4 separate regions of the Homo sapiens genome follow, and regions 2, 3 and 4 are each linked to region 1. The links are chromatin contacts, found by Hi-C or POLR2A ChIA-PET in ENCODE. All regions are on one chromosome and are shown on one strand. Each heading gives the region's core, a stretch centred on a gene start or an enhancer-like site at or near the end of the contact. The rest is flanking DNA. Distances are from core to core; before and after follow the strand shown.

The links. A loop is a pair of places that touch in the nucleus more often than their neighbours do. ChIA-PET counts read pairs that join two places held with the same protein, here RNA polymerase II (POLR2A). Pooled maps may share reads with other maps.
Region 2: a pooled map shows a loop between it and region 1 (6-fold over the local background). The contact joins the enhancer-like site here to the promoter of NUMB in region 1. A Hi-C loop is called at or near these places in 1 of 168 maps with a recorded cell type or tissue (HCT116), 2 of 37 single-sample maps with no recorded cell type and 3 of 50 pooled maps.
Region 3: a map with no recorded cell type shows a loop between it and region 1 (5-fold over the local background). The contact joins the enhancer-like site here to the promoter of NUMB in region 1. A Hi-C loop is called at or near these places in 3 of 37 single-sample maps with no recorded cell type and 3 of 50 pooled maps. POLR2A ChIA-PET finds 5 or more read pairs at or near these places in 1 of 52 experiments (activated CD4-positive, alpha-beta T cell).
Region 4: a map of gastrocnemius medialis shows a loop between it and region 1 (25-fold over the local background). The contact joins the promoter of BBOF1 here to the promoter of NUMB in region 1. A Hi-C loop is called at or near these places in 1 of 168 maps with a recorded cell type or tissue (gastrocnemius medialis) and 9 of 50 pooled maps. POLR2A ChIA-PET finds 5 or more read pairs at or near these places in 3 of 52 experiments (HEK293, activated naive CD4-positive, alpha-beta T cell and activated naive CD8-positive, alpha-beta T cell).

The regions. Positions count from the first base shown.
Region 1 is chr14:73,457,127-73,459,893 of GRCh38, reverse strand. NUMB (NUMB endocytic adaptor protein) reads left to right here and starts at 1,348. Exons shown (of 13, transcript NM_001005743.2): 1 at 1,348-1,401. RefSeq lists enhancers at 1-485, 486-1,019 and silencers at 1,005-1,204, 1,395-1,484, 1,495-1,624.
Region 2 is chr14:72,476,403-72,479,169 of GRCh38, reverse strand. It overlaps RGS6 (regulator of G protein signaling 6), which reads right to left. Exons shown (of 18, transcript NM_001204424.2): 11 at 2,330-2,428; 12 at 841-902. Among named protein-coding and RNA genes, the nearest start is that of MIR7843, 39 kb to the left of the region's middle. RefSeq lists an enhancer at 2,163-2,372. Within about 2 kb of position 1,434, at least 2 of the 41 ENCODE cell types and tissues checked have a DNase peak (open chromatin) inside an H3K27ac peak, as active enhancers do.
Region 3 is chr14:72,522,177-72,524,943 of GRCh38, reverse strand. The region is part of intron 15 of RGS6 (regulator of G protein signaling 6); the gene reads right to left. Among named protein-coding and RNA genes, the nearest start is that of MIR7843, 6.7 kb to the right of the region's middle. Within about 2 kb of position 1,388, at least 2 of the 41 ENCODE cell types and tissues checked have a DNase peak (open chromatin) inside an H3K27ac peak, as active enhancers do.
Region 4 is chr14:74,017,945-74,020,711 of GRCh38, reverse strand. It overlaps BBOF1 (basal body orientation factor 1), which reads right to left and starts at 1,363. Exons shown (of 12, transcript NM_025057.3): 1 at 1,178-1,363. The coding sequence starts at 1,233. ENTPD5 (ectonucleoside triphosphate diphosphohydrolase 5 (inactive)) reads left to right here and starts at 1,424. Exons shown (of 16, transcript NM_001249.5): 1 at 1,424-1,462. RefSeq lists silencers at 1,247-1,496, 1,527-1,596, 1,607-1,746, 1,787-1,856, 1,772-2,066.

The DNA.
Region 1 (2,767 bases), core at 99-2,598:
CATTTATTCTTGTGCATTGTGCCAAGTGAGGAAAAAAAAAAAACACACACACACACAACCCGGCAATTCATTCAATGGCCCTAATTTAGACTGCTAGGAAGAGGTTTAGAAAAAAAAAAGAGAGAGAGAGAGAGAAGCTTTTAAAGTATCTGACACACAGCTAGTAGGGCTATTTAAGAACTGCTGAACAGAAAAACAAAGTGGCAGTGAGAGGTGGGGGAAAGCAGAATTCTCATTTCCAGAGCATCATAAAGGGTATAATGTGGCCCGCTTATTAGAAAGTTGCTGGCCGGGCGCGGTGGCTTACGCCTGTAATACCAGCACTTTGGGAGGCCGAGGCGGGCGGATCACCTGAGGTTGGGAGTTCGAGACTAGCCTGACCAACATGGAGAAACCCCGTCTCATGCCTATAATCCCAGCTACTCGGGAGGCTAAGGCAGAAGAATCGCTTGAACCTGGGAGGCGTAGGTTGCGATGAGCCGAGATAGCACCATTGCACTCCAGCCTGGGCAACAAGAGAGAAACTCCGTCTCACAGAAAAAAAAAAAAAAAAAAAAAGTTGCTAATGGCTGTCTGGTCAATTGGCAGGGGTCAGCCAGGAGTGGATCTGGAAGCTGGAGAACTCTCAATACGCCACTTCAGTTTATTGACGACATTTATAATTGCAACCGAAGTTGACTGATTTCTGCTAAATGAAAGTTTGCGCTTTGCCCTTTAGCATTGAGGCTCCTGGAAAGAACTTCAATGAAATTGGATGCATTGAGACCAAAGAAAAGAAGGGGACATTTTTATCTCTCTGATACCTTTCTCCCCAGGGCTTGGAAACACTTCTTAAACACAACCTCTAATGTTGGTGTTTTGTAAGTACTACCCCTATGAATAAAGCTAGCAGAGATAAGCTTCTCCTTGCAGGAAGTGAGCTGGAGAAGTGGAAAAGTTTACAGAGAAAACTCTACAACAAAGACTTAACCCTTCCCGGGTAACCACGAATGTGAGCGTCTGCCCCTCCTTTGCTTTCTACTGCGCAACCAAACTGTGCACAAGCGTGAATCAACCTTAACCGTCACGTCTCTTGCCAGTTAGCTTAACAGACACTTTTAGCAGCCTATCATAACTTCGAATTGCCCAACCCTCAACCAATTACAACTAAAGCTTGGGCTAGGACGCTCCAGGTCCGGGCGGGGGCGAATACCGGGTTTAGGAAAAGGGGCGGTAAAGAGCGATGACGGGCGGGTATACTAAACCAATCAGAGAGGAGAGCTGCCGCCCCACTATCCAATGGATAGGTTAGAAGTATGAAAGAGGGTGGGCCTGTTGTCATGGGGGAGGTGGTGGCGCTTGGTGGCCACTGGCGGCCGAGGTAGAGGCAGTGGCGCTTGAGTTGGTCGGGGGCAGCGGCAGGTGAGTGCCGGTAACGCGGGTCAGAGATCTGGGGGCCGTCGCGGGGCGGAATCTCCAGCTCAGCACTCCGGAGGCGGAGGCCGGAGGAAGGGGGCCTGGACTTCGGGTCGGGGCCCGGGCCGGGGCCGGGGCCAGGGCGGAGGCGGCGGGGGCGGCGGCGAGTTCGCGCTGACTGGGCTAGGGGGAGAGGGGCTGGGCTTCTGGCTGCGGAGTTCTCCCGAGGAAGGTAGGCTACGGCCGGACCCGCGCGGGTCAGGCCAGGAGGTCCCTTGGGACGTCCAGCTGCTCCGGTCTAGCGCGCTGACCGGCGGCCACTGTGTGAGGAGTAGGTATCTGAGGAAACGGAAGCGGCCAGGGTCCCAGAGAGGGGGTGACCTGTAACGACCTGCTTCAAGGGCGGGGTGTCTTGGGAATACCCAGGACGGCTTGGGTGCCAGGGAGAAAAGGAATCCGGGAAGCCCGGCAGCGGCCGGTGAGGAGAGAGCGGGGTGGGGGGCAGGGGAACTGGGAGTGGCCCCGGTCCGAGGGAGGTAGGAAGGCCGAGGGTGGCCAGGGTCCCGGGTGACAGGGAGCAGACTTGCTCCAAGTAGGGGCGTCTGAGGAAACGCTCGGAGGGGGTTGGGGACCCTCCTGAGAAAAGCGGCTGTCCAAGGGAGGGGGCTCCTGGAGAGATGAGGAGCAGCAGGTCTTCGGAGGGTCGGACGAGTAGAGATCTTGCACCGCCTGGGGGAAGAACCGGAGCTCCCTGCGCCCCCATAGCTGAGCTGGGATGGGAGACCCAACTGGCCTGGCCGCTCCGGCTCTGAGGATCCCTAAGGGACCAGGAAAGAAGTCCTCGAGGAGTGGCTCGCGTTTGAGACCGGGGTGAGGAGCCAGCAGGGGAGTGGAAGTTCCCTCGGTCGGAGAGGAGTCATGCAAAATGGGACGGAGATGGGCGGAGGTGGGAGAGAATCCCTATAGGAGGGGATAAGGTAGAGAAAGAAAGTTGCCCGAGGAGAGAGTAATGGTTTCGTGGAACTGGCTAGGACAGTAGATATATGAGAAATTAACAGTGGAGCCATGTAGGTTCACAGGTCTTCACAAATAGAAGAAACTTCAGTTTCGTAATTAATATCAAGATGACATCTAGGACCAAAGCAAAGCTCCTAAAAGCAAGGTTAAGTGACTTGTTTTAGAAAAGAAATTTGTTTTAGGATGATGGCAGTAATATTAGGAAATAGGTTCATTGACAGGGTGGGGAATTTGGGAGGGAAAAGGGGAGGAGTAGCTGAACTAAAGGAGTAGAAGTAAATACTTATCAGAAAGAGGGTAGGCATACTCGGCTAAAGTGAAAAGAAGTTTTGAGTTCTAGTTCCACCACTTAGCT
Region 2 (2,767 bases), core at 185-2,684, 980 kb after region 1:
GCTTATAGATGGCTCTCACAGCCAGCCCCCTGTAGGAGCTGGGCTTAAAAGACTCAGTTTATCTGACATCCAATAAATACCAAGACCCAACTTAAGCTCTTGATTCCTTAAGCAATTGGTCATTGCTTTAACGGTAGCATATGGATGAATAAATGTTCACTACTGAGCTGCCTGGTTAGATTTATTCCATATAGATTCCCCATGTGGTCTCCCATCTTCACGGAAGAGTTAAAAAAACAGACCATTTAGTTGATAAAATTGAGTCTCCCATGAGTTAACGGAGTGGAACTAGCTACTGGTGCAGAATGAAGCACACACACCGCTGTGGAAGCCAGGCTGGAGGGGCCAAATATTTTCTTTACAGCTGATTCGATGCAGTTCAGTGGTTGATGGCGTGTGGAGGCGGAACACTTCCCGATGATCCAGTCCCCTCCTGTCTATGCAGCCAGCACCTCAAAGGACACACATAATTTCTTTTCCCCTATAAAGTGAATCTGGGCATTTTATAGCTGAAAGGGGAGCAATTTCCATTTGAATTAATCCAGAGGCTGAAGGCAAAGGTGCATTATGTAGCTTTAAAGGACATTCTTCCTTGATTGACAAGGTCCCGTGGCCACCCCCTGTAAAGCCTTAGCAACGGAACATTTCTTGACATCACTCAAGGGAGGTCTGTTATCTTAGTTATACTCACATGGAGCCTGTGGGTTTTTCTGCACCCCAGTCTAAGGAATAACTACAGTCTAACTCTTGGCATTGAACACATTCGTTAACCATAACCCTGTAACATTTCTTCCCTGTTAAATTAGAAGAAAGTAGTAATATTATTAAAGGAAAACATACCTTTCAGCCACTTTGGACATTTTCAAACAATGTCTGTCGATCTGTGCGTTCAAAAATGTTATCTGGGAAAATAGAGAACACAGATGTTAAGACCAAACTAAAATTATTTTTTTCCCCTCGCTCCACAAACCCAAATCCTGCATTTCCACCAAGATCCAAATACCTCCTCTGGCCAGACATCTCCAACTCCCTCAGCTCTGCCCTCCAGCAAATTACTTGTGCCTCTGGACATCCCTATCATACAAGATTCATATTCTGCAATTTAGCCTTTGTCTCATCTCCTCCTATACTGTGGTGTGATTTAAGTCTTGCTTTCCAAAATTTAAAGGCAATGTATTTTCTACGTAGCTTAGCAACAGCATGGACAGGTGAAATGTGCCCCATAAATACCTGTTTTGAACAATCCCCAGTGACCCCTCCTCTGCCCACCTTTCACAGGCACGTCACACCCATGTCCTTGGCATGCTTGACTGGAATCATCAAATAGCTTTTTTTCTGTGTGGTTTTTTTTTCTTTTTTTCTTTTTTTTTTTTGAGACAGAGTCTCATTCTGTTGCCTAGGCTGGAGTGCAGCGGCATGATCTCAGCTCACTGCAACCTCCACCTCTCAGATTCAAGTGATTCTGCTGTCTCAGCCTCCCGAGTAGCTGGGATTATAGTCACACGCCACCAAGCCCGGCTAACTTTTTTCTATTTTTAGTAGAGATGGGGTTTCATCATATTGGTCAGCCTGGTCTCAAACTCCTTACCTCAGATGATCCACCTGCCTCAGCCTCACAAAGTGCTGGGATTACAGGTGTGGGCCACCGAGCCCCGAGCCCCGCCAAATAGCTTTTTTTTTTCATATATCCATTACCTCTTACCCATCAGATAATAAACTTGTCAAGGGCAAGCACCTCAAAGTTTACTCCTTTGGGTTTTGCCCTCTAGGAACCAGCAAGGCATAATATAAACAGTAGGTTGCTTTGTTACCAGTAAATATCAGAAGGAAGTAATATAATTAGCCATTGTCTGTTGACCTGGGCTGCTCATCATGAAAGAAAATAACATTCAACCAAGTAATGCTGAAATGGCATTGGGAGTAGAGCTTTATTTATTCTTAAACTTTCCTTTCAAATCACAGCAATAAAGTAGACCATCCTGAGCTGGTGCATTCCAATTATAAGGACTGTGTGACATGAGCCCCCTCCTTCCTCCAGCTCCCACAGCGGACTGTGGGAAACCCCATTACAGCAGTTACCCCAAGGCATGGGATGACTCATTTACGCCCTTTTCTAGTAACTGCTGGAGGAACTGGGTAGAGAATTCTTTCTCTCAAGCTTCCGTGGCTTGTTCACACACAGCACTTAAAAGGTTCAATCACCCACAGCTGGGTTCCACTGTGGTTTCCAGGAACTCAAAGCTTGCTCAATCTTCAGAGTTGAACATTTGAAAGGGTTTTTAAACTGGCCACGTCTCCTCCTGAGAGTGCAAGCTGTCAATTCATTCACCTGTTTCCGGATGTCCTCTTTTGTTGTTTTCCTGATTGGTTGGCTGAGTACATGCACCGGGCTCTGTGCCTGGGACTCTTCAGTCACGCCATACACGGACTAGGAGAAGAAGCAAGCACAGAGGATCATCCACCCACAGAATTGGAGGGTGGCTTAGGGGTCAGCTAGTCCAATGACTCATCCAATTTCGTGAATCCCCTCATGACAATAAGAGATTGGTCTCTGCTTTTATTTCTTCAATGATGAGAATGCTGCCTCTTAAGGCATGTCATCTCATCTTTGGGGTACCACTATAACCCAAATCCTATCTTTTATTGGGCTGAAAATAGCCTCCTTGTATCTCAGTGTTTCTCCAAATATGGTCCATAGACCACCTGCAAAGAATCACCTGGGTGTGCTTGGAAAAGACACGTTGCTGAGTATCCCCTCGCCCCCTGG
Region 3 (2,767 bases), core at 139-2,638, 930 kb after region 1:
CAGTGGGGCTGGGACGAGTAGGAAGGTGAGGTGGGAAACTGCAAGGATCAAAGCCAATGGGGCTGGACTGGCTTGTCCTATTCCACTATCAGTCCACTTAAAGGACAGATTTCCAATCCAATCCTATCTCAATGAAGTGCTTTCTTAGGTCTGGTTTGTTTTGTTTGAAAATGATGTGCTTTTAGATAAGCTCTGCCTGATGGCAAAAAAAAAGCCATCTGGGCCTCCTATTTCTCATGTTATTTCCCTCTGCACAGAATATTATGCCGCACGGGTCAAGGTTTCCCAACTTGAATGGGAGAATGGATGTTCATGACATGGGTGTATGGGCAGATGGACAAATGATTGAATGGATCCAGGGAGATAGTCCTTGGAACATCCTTGGTACTCTGAGATTTAAAATGGAAGCCAGGCAGCCACTGTGCTGGCATTTGATTTCTATCTCATCTAGAGCCTGTGAAGGCTTTGGAAAGAGACAAATGCCCTACAAGGAAGCTGAAGGTTCTCAATACTTCCTGTGGTTTAATTCTCTCCACCAACAACTGCCAGCAGAGCTTTATATGACATGCCCCAGGGTTCAGAACTCTCTCTTGGCTCCAGCCTACTATGCCCATCACCATGGGATTCACCATCTTCCAGGTAAAAGCCTGCAATGCTTTGCTACTGTCTTCAGGATGAGAAGCTCAAATTCCTTAGGATGCATTCCAGGACCTGAAAATTCAGTTCTTACATCCTTTTCTGGCATTTTTTCCCATCTAAGGGCAGATATTTTGAGAGAATTTCTTTTGGATCCAGCTTAGAATTACGAAACCCCAGAGAGTACTAAAGTCATTAATTTTTGTGAGTTCACACTTACAAATATATAGCACTTTTTACTTTTTCAAAGATTTTTCAGGGCTATTAGCTCATCTGATTTCTCTGAAATCCTTAGCGGGCTGTAAAGAAGACATCACCCCCATCACCCAGATGAGGAAACTAAGGCACAAAAGGTCAAGGCCCTTGCCTCAGACCACATAGCAAGCAGGTGACAATGCAGGTCCTTTAAGGCCACATGGTTGGGAACAGAGAATTAAATCCATAGCATAAAGAACTGAGTCCTTAAAAAAAAATAATCATGGCCTATATATTTTTCTCCCCTCACAAGGCTAAATCTATGAAATTGGAACAACACAGCAAACAGCTGAGGACTATGGTCACAGCCCACAGACCTTTATGGAAGATTTGGTCTTGGCCCAAAATTTTCAAAAAAGCTAAACGGATCAGCAAAACACAAGTACAAATGCTGGGCCCACGATAACAGGGTGTCTTGTGAAATATTTCCACAGGAAGCAAATACAGGCAATTAACTTGGCTCTAACAATGCGTGTGGTCAAATAAGAAACAAAACCCATTGGAGAGAGGCTGCACCCCACCCCCAGTCCCTGCTTCCAGTGAATCCATAAATCTGGCTGTACTTTCTCTCAGGCTACTGAGCACTAATATTAAAGCATATGACCACTGCAGGGGGTTTATGAGAACCATCATGACCAGCTGAGGAAGCCACCCAGAGCCCCTGAGCCCCATGGGCTGAGGTGTTAACATCCCCATTTAACAGAGAGGCAAACCGAGAAGAGAAAGTTTAAAGAACTTAAATGGATAATTCTAGAAGGAACTCCCAGACTCTTGGCCTTTCTCTAGGGACTAGAACTTCTCCAGGTCTCAGTGCGACCACCAAGCCCTCAGCACTAACAATCCAGGGACAGTGTGGTCTGAGCAGAATCTTGGCCAGCAAGCGAGGACATCTGAGTGCAAGTCCTGGCTGGTCATGGGCTGCTGAGGATTTTAACCTCCTTTTTATACCTGGGAACTTCTGAACTGCACCTACTTTGCTGGGGCAGGCAGCCAGTGCTGTCCAGGAAGGTAAGGCAGTGTGAGTCTCTTGGCACCTGCTGACCTCTGCTCCGCAACACTCAATCCTCATGTAGAAACATTCACAATTCAGATTGCTGTGTTGCCATGGCTGCGTCAAAACCAAGTCTCCTCTAACTTACTCTCCCCCAAAAACTGAAGATCCTTTATGCCCAATCCTCTATCCTGTAGCTTTCTGGATTTCTTGAAGCATTTCAATAATTTTCATGACCATGTGCTAGATTTTATTTAGCACAGGGTCACAAACTACAGTCTGTGATTCAAATCTACAGATACAGACCTGTGATCTAGATCTTTACATCCCATGAGCGAAGAACAGTTTTTATGTTTTTAAGTGGCTGAAAAAAACTAAAAGAAGAATTGTATTTTGTGAAAAATTATATGAAATTGGATTTCACTGTTCATAAATAAACACAGCCATAGGTCCTCATTTATGTTGTTTACATTGCTATGTTGTTGCATTGTAGCTGCTTTTGTATGCAGAATCGAATAGTTGTGACATAGACCACATGACTCACAAAGCCTGCAATGTCTACTATCTGGCTCTTTTTAGGAAAAGTATAGTTTTTTAACTGACCCCTGTTTTAGGTAAAAGGCAGGTTACAGGATCACGCTATTTGCAAAATCGCCCTGTTGTGGAATGAATGTTGTGTCTCCCTAAATTTCATATTGTTGAAGCCCTGATCCTCAGTGTGGTGGTACTTGGAGGTGGGTCTTTTGAGAGGTAATTAGGTTCAAATGAGGTCATGAGAGAGGCCCTTATGACGGGATTAGTGTTCTTATAAGAAGAGGAAGAGAGACCAGAGTTATAAGGACACAGCAAGAAGGCGGCCACCTGCAAGCCAGGAAGTGAGCCCTC
Region 4 (2,767 bases), core at 114-2,613, 560 kb before region 1:
GCCAACATGGTGAAACCCTGTCTCCACTAAAAATAAAAAAATTAGCTGGGCGTGGTGACGGGTGCCTGTAATCACAGCTACTCGGGAGGCTGAGGCAGGAGAATTGGTTGAACCCAGAAGGCAGAGGTTGCAGTGAGCTGAGATCGTGCCATTGCACTCCGGCTTGGGCAACAAGAGCAAAACTTGGTGTCAAGAAAAAAAAAAAAGTACTTGATGCAAGAAATTAGACACTCTAATAGGACCACTGATACTCACTGTAGAAACAAAGCCAGGTTTCTCAAACAATGGGTCATGGAAAATCCAAGGAATAAGGTCTCTTACCCTTAGTGTTCCTCATTGTTCAAATGTGTACTGTAGAAGCATGGTCAAAATCTGAAAACATATGTTAGTGAGTTCTAGGAATGTGATAAGCCCTTGGCACTTTAAGGGCTAGACTAACTGTGCAGTTATGTAAAAACAAAAAAAAAATACCATAAAAGAATACTTACATTAACAAATGGGAAGAAAAAAGCCACATATAAGTATGTACATTGGGCTATCGTTTTATTAAAAAAGAATACTCCAAAATATAGTAGTGTTTATTTTTGGATAATGAGACTACAGGTGATTTTTGTTTTTTCTTTTGGTACTTCCCATGTTTCCCAAACTTTCTGTATTGAGCATGAATTACTCTCTTAAGTTACTTTACAAACATCTCAAGTTTGGTGCCAACTCTGTGTTCCCATATATGGTGTTGTTGCTGGACACCACGTATGACTCCAACGTGTCCAGAAACCACCGGGGTCCCCCAATAGGGCTAGTAGCAATCTAGCAGCAACTCCAGGCCTGTAAGGGGTTAGTGCTAGAACATTACCCACCTCAGTGGCTCTGATCAGTTTGGGAAAACCTCAATAATTATCCAACTTGGTAAAATACTTTAGGTGTCCCCTTTGAACCAAAAGAGATCTCTGAAAAGGCCCAAGGAACTACTTTATACATCCTCTACACGTTTAAGATAATCTGAACACATAGTAGAGATCTGCCAGACTATGGACATGGGAGCTGTAATCCTCACAAGCCGGGAGAGCCGGGGAGAGGGTCCGAGTGGGCCGGCGCGGGGGGCGCCAGGTTGCCAGCCCCAGACCCGAAATCCCAGGCAGGCCCAGGGAGAGGGGACTCTCGGGTGGCTTCTCCTTACTTCGTGTCTTTGCCTTTGCTCTTGCCTTTCTTTTTGTCCTTTCCCTTCGACGGCATCTTGGCTTCCCCAGGGGCTCCGCTGTCGTAGTTGCCCAGCCGCGGCCGCCCTGGCCAGCTCTGTCTCCAAGGGAACCGGGACGCCGAGCTGGCAATGCCCCACCCGCGCCGCTGACGGCGCGCGGAGAGCGCACGCGCCCGTGACGTAGCCCAGGCGCCGCGGCGCGCGGGGTGGGGCGGAGGTCGCGCCGAGGGCGGCGGGCTGCCGCGCAAGGGTGGCGCGCGCGCGGTGAGTGTGCGAGTGTCGGCGGCGCCGGATCCTCTACGTGGGGCCCGGGCTCTGCGGGCGGGAGGCGGGAGCTGGCAGCCCCAGGCGGTAGCGCTTCGTCCTGCGGCCTGGGTGTGTCAGGAGTCGCTGCGGTCGGGGCGCCCTTGCCTCAGGAGACTTAGATCCCCGCTGATCCGCCCGTCCCGCCGCAGTGGTCTGAGCCGCAGCCCTTTCCCGTGCCGCCCGCGGGTCCCGTTCCTCCCGTGTCTCCATGCCGCAGCCAGCGTGGCCGCGGCTACCTTGCCCTCGCCCCCGCTCCGCTTCTGCCGCTCCCGGCACTGCCTTACTCCTTTGGGTTGCATCTCTTTCCTGGCTTTTCACCCTTGCTGATTCTGTAAGGGATAGTGCAGCCAGCGGACGTCCCAGGCCAAATGTTTTTTGATAGGCAGTCGAGGACTTTCCCGAGGGCGGTGGTTGAGGGCGAGGCTGCCAGCCTCCGAAGAGCAGCGGCACGCCAGGGAGCCGGGCGGGGAGGGGAGTGCTGCCACCGAGGTCGGGAGCAGGGTCCTCGGCCTCACTAGGTCCTGTGTGGCCGATACTTCCTGCCCACGACCGCCCCCCGGATTTCCATTTGCTAATACCGGTCCGCAGCCTTCTTTCCTGAAAGTTGCATAAAGTTGGAAGCTCTTCAACTTGCCTCCCCGACTCCTGAAATCCCGAATACACCTCTGAAAAGGAGTGTACTCACAAGTATTCTCATTTTTCAATGAGAGTCAGTCAGTGAGTCATTAAGGAAGGTACGGTATTCTGAGTGCCAAGCCAATAGTTAGGAGACTTGTGGTTGAAGCTCTGCTCTGTTATACTCCATTTCAAATTAAAAAGTTTATTTTAAATGTGGTTGTAGATCCTTCGTCACCATTTCTCTAGGGAGGACTTAATCCGTACACTCCTTCCCGATGTCTTTGACCTCTAATTACTCCCCTCCGCCTTGTTTCCCACTTGCATAGTTTCTGTTTCTGAATTTCTGTTTCTTCTGAGGGAACATGCCGATTTGGTAATGATAAGCCTTGTAAACTTTTTTTTTTTTTTTTCTGAGAGAGAGTCTTCTGTCACCCAGGCTGGAGTGCAGTGGGGCATCTCGGCTCCCTGCAACCTCCACCTCCTTGGTTCAAGCGATTCTCCTGCCTCAGCCTCCCCAGTAAGTGGGACTACAGGTGCATGCCACCACACCCGGCTAATTTTTGTATTTTTGGTAGAGATGGAGTTTCACCATGCTGGCCAGGCTGGTCTCGAACTCCTGGCCTCAGGTGATCCACCTGCCTCGGC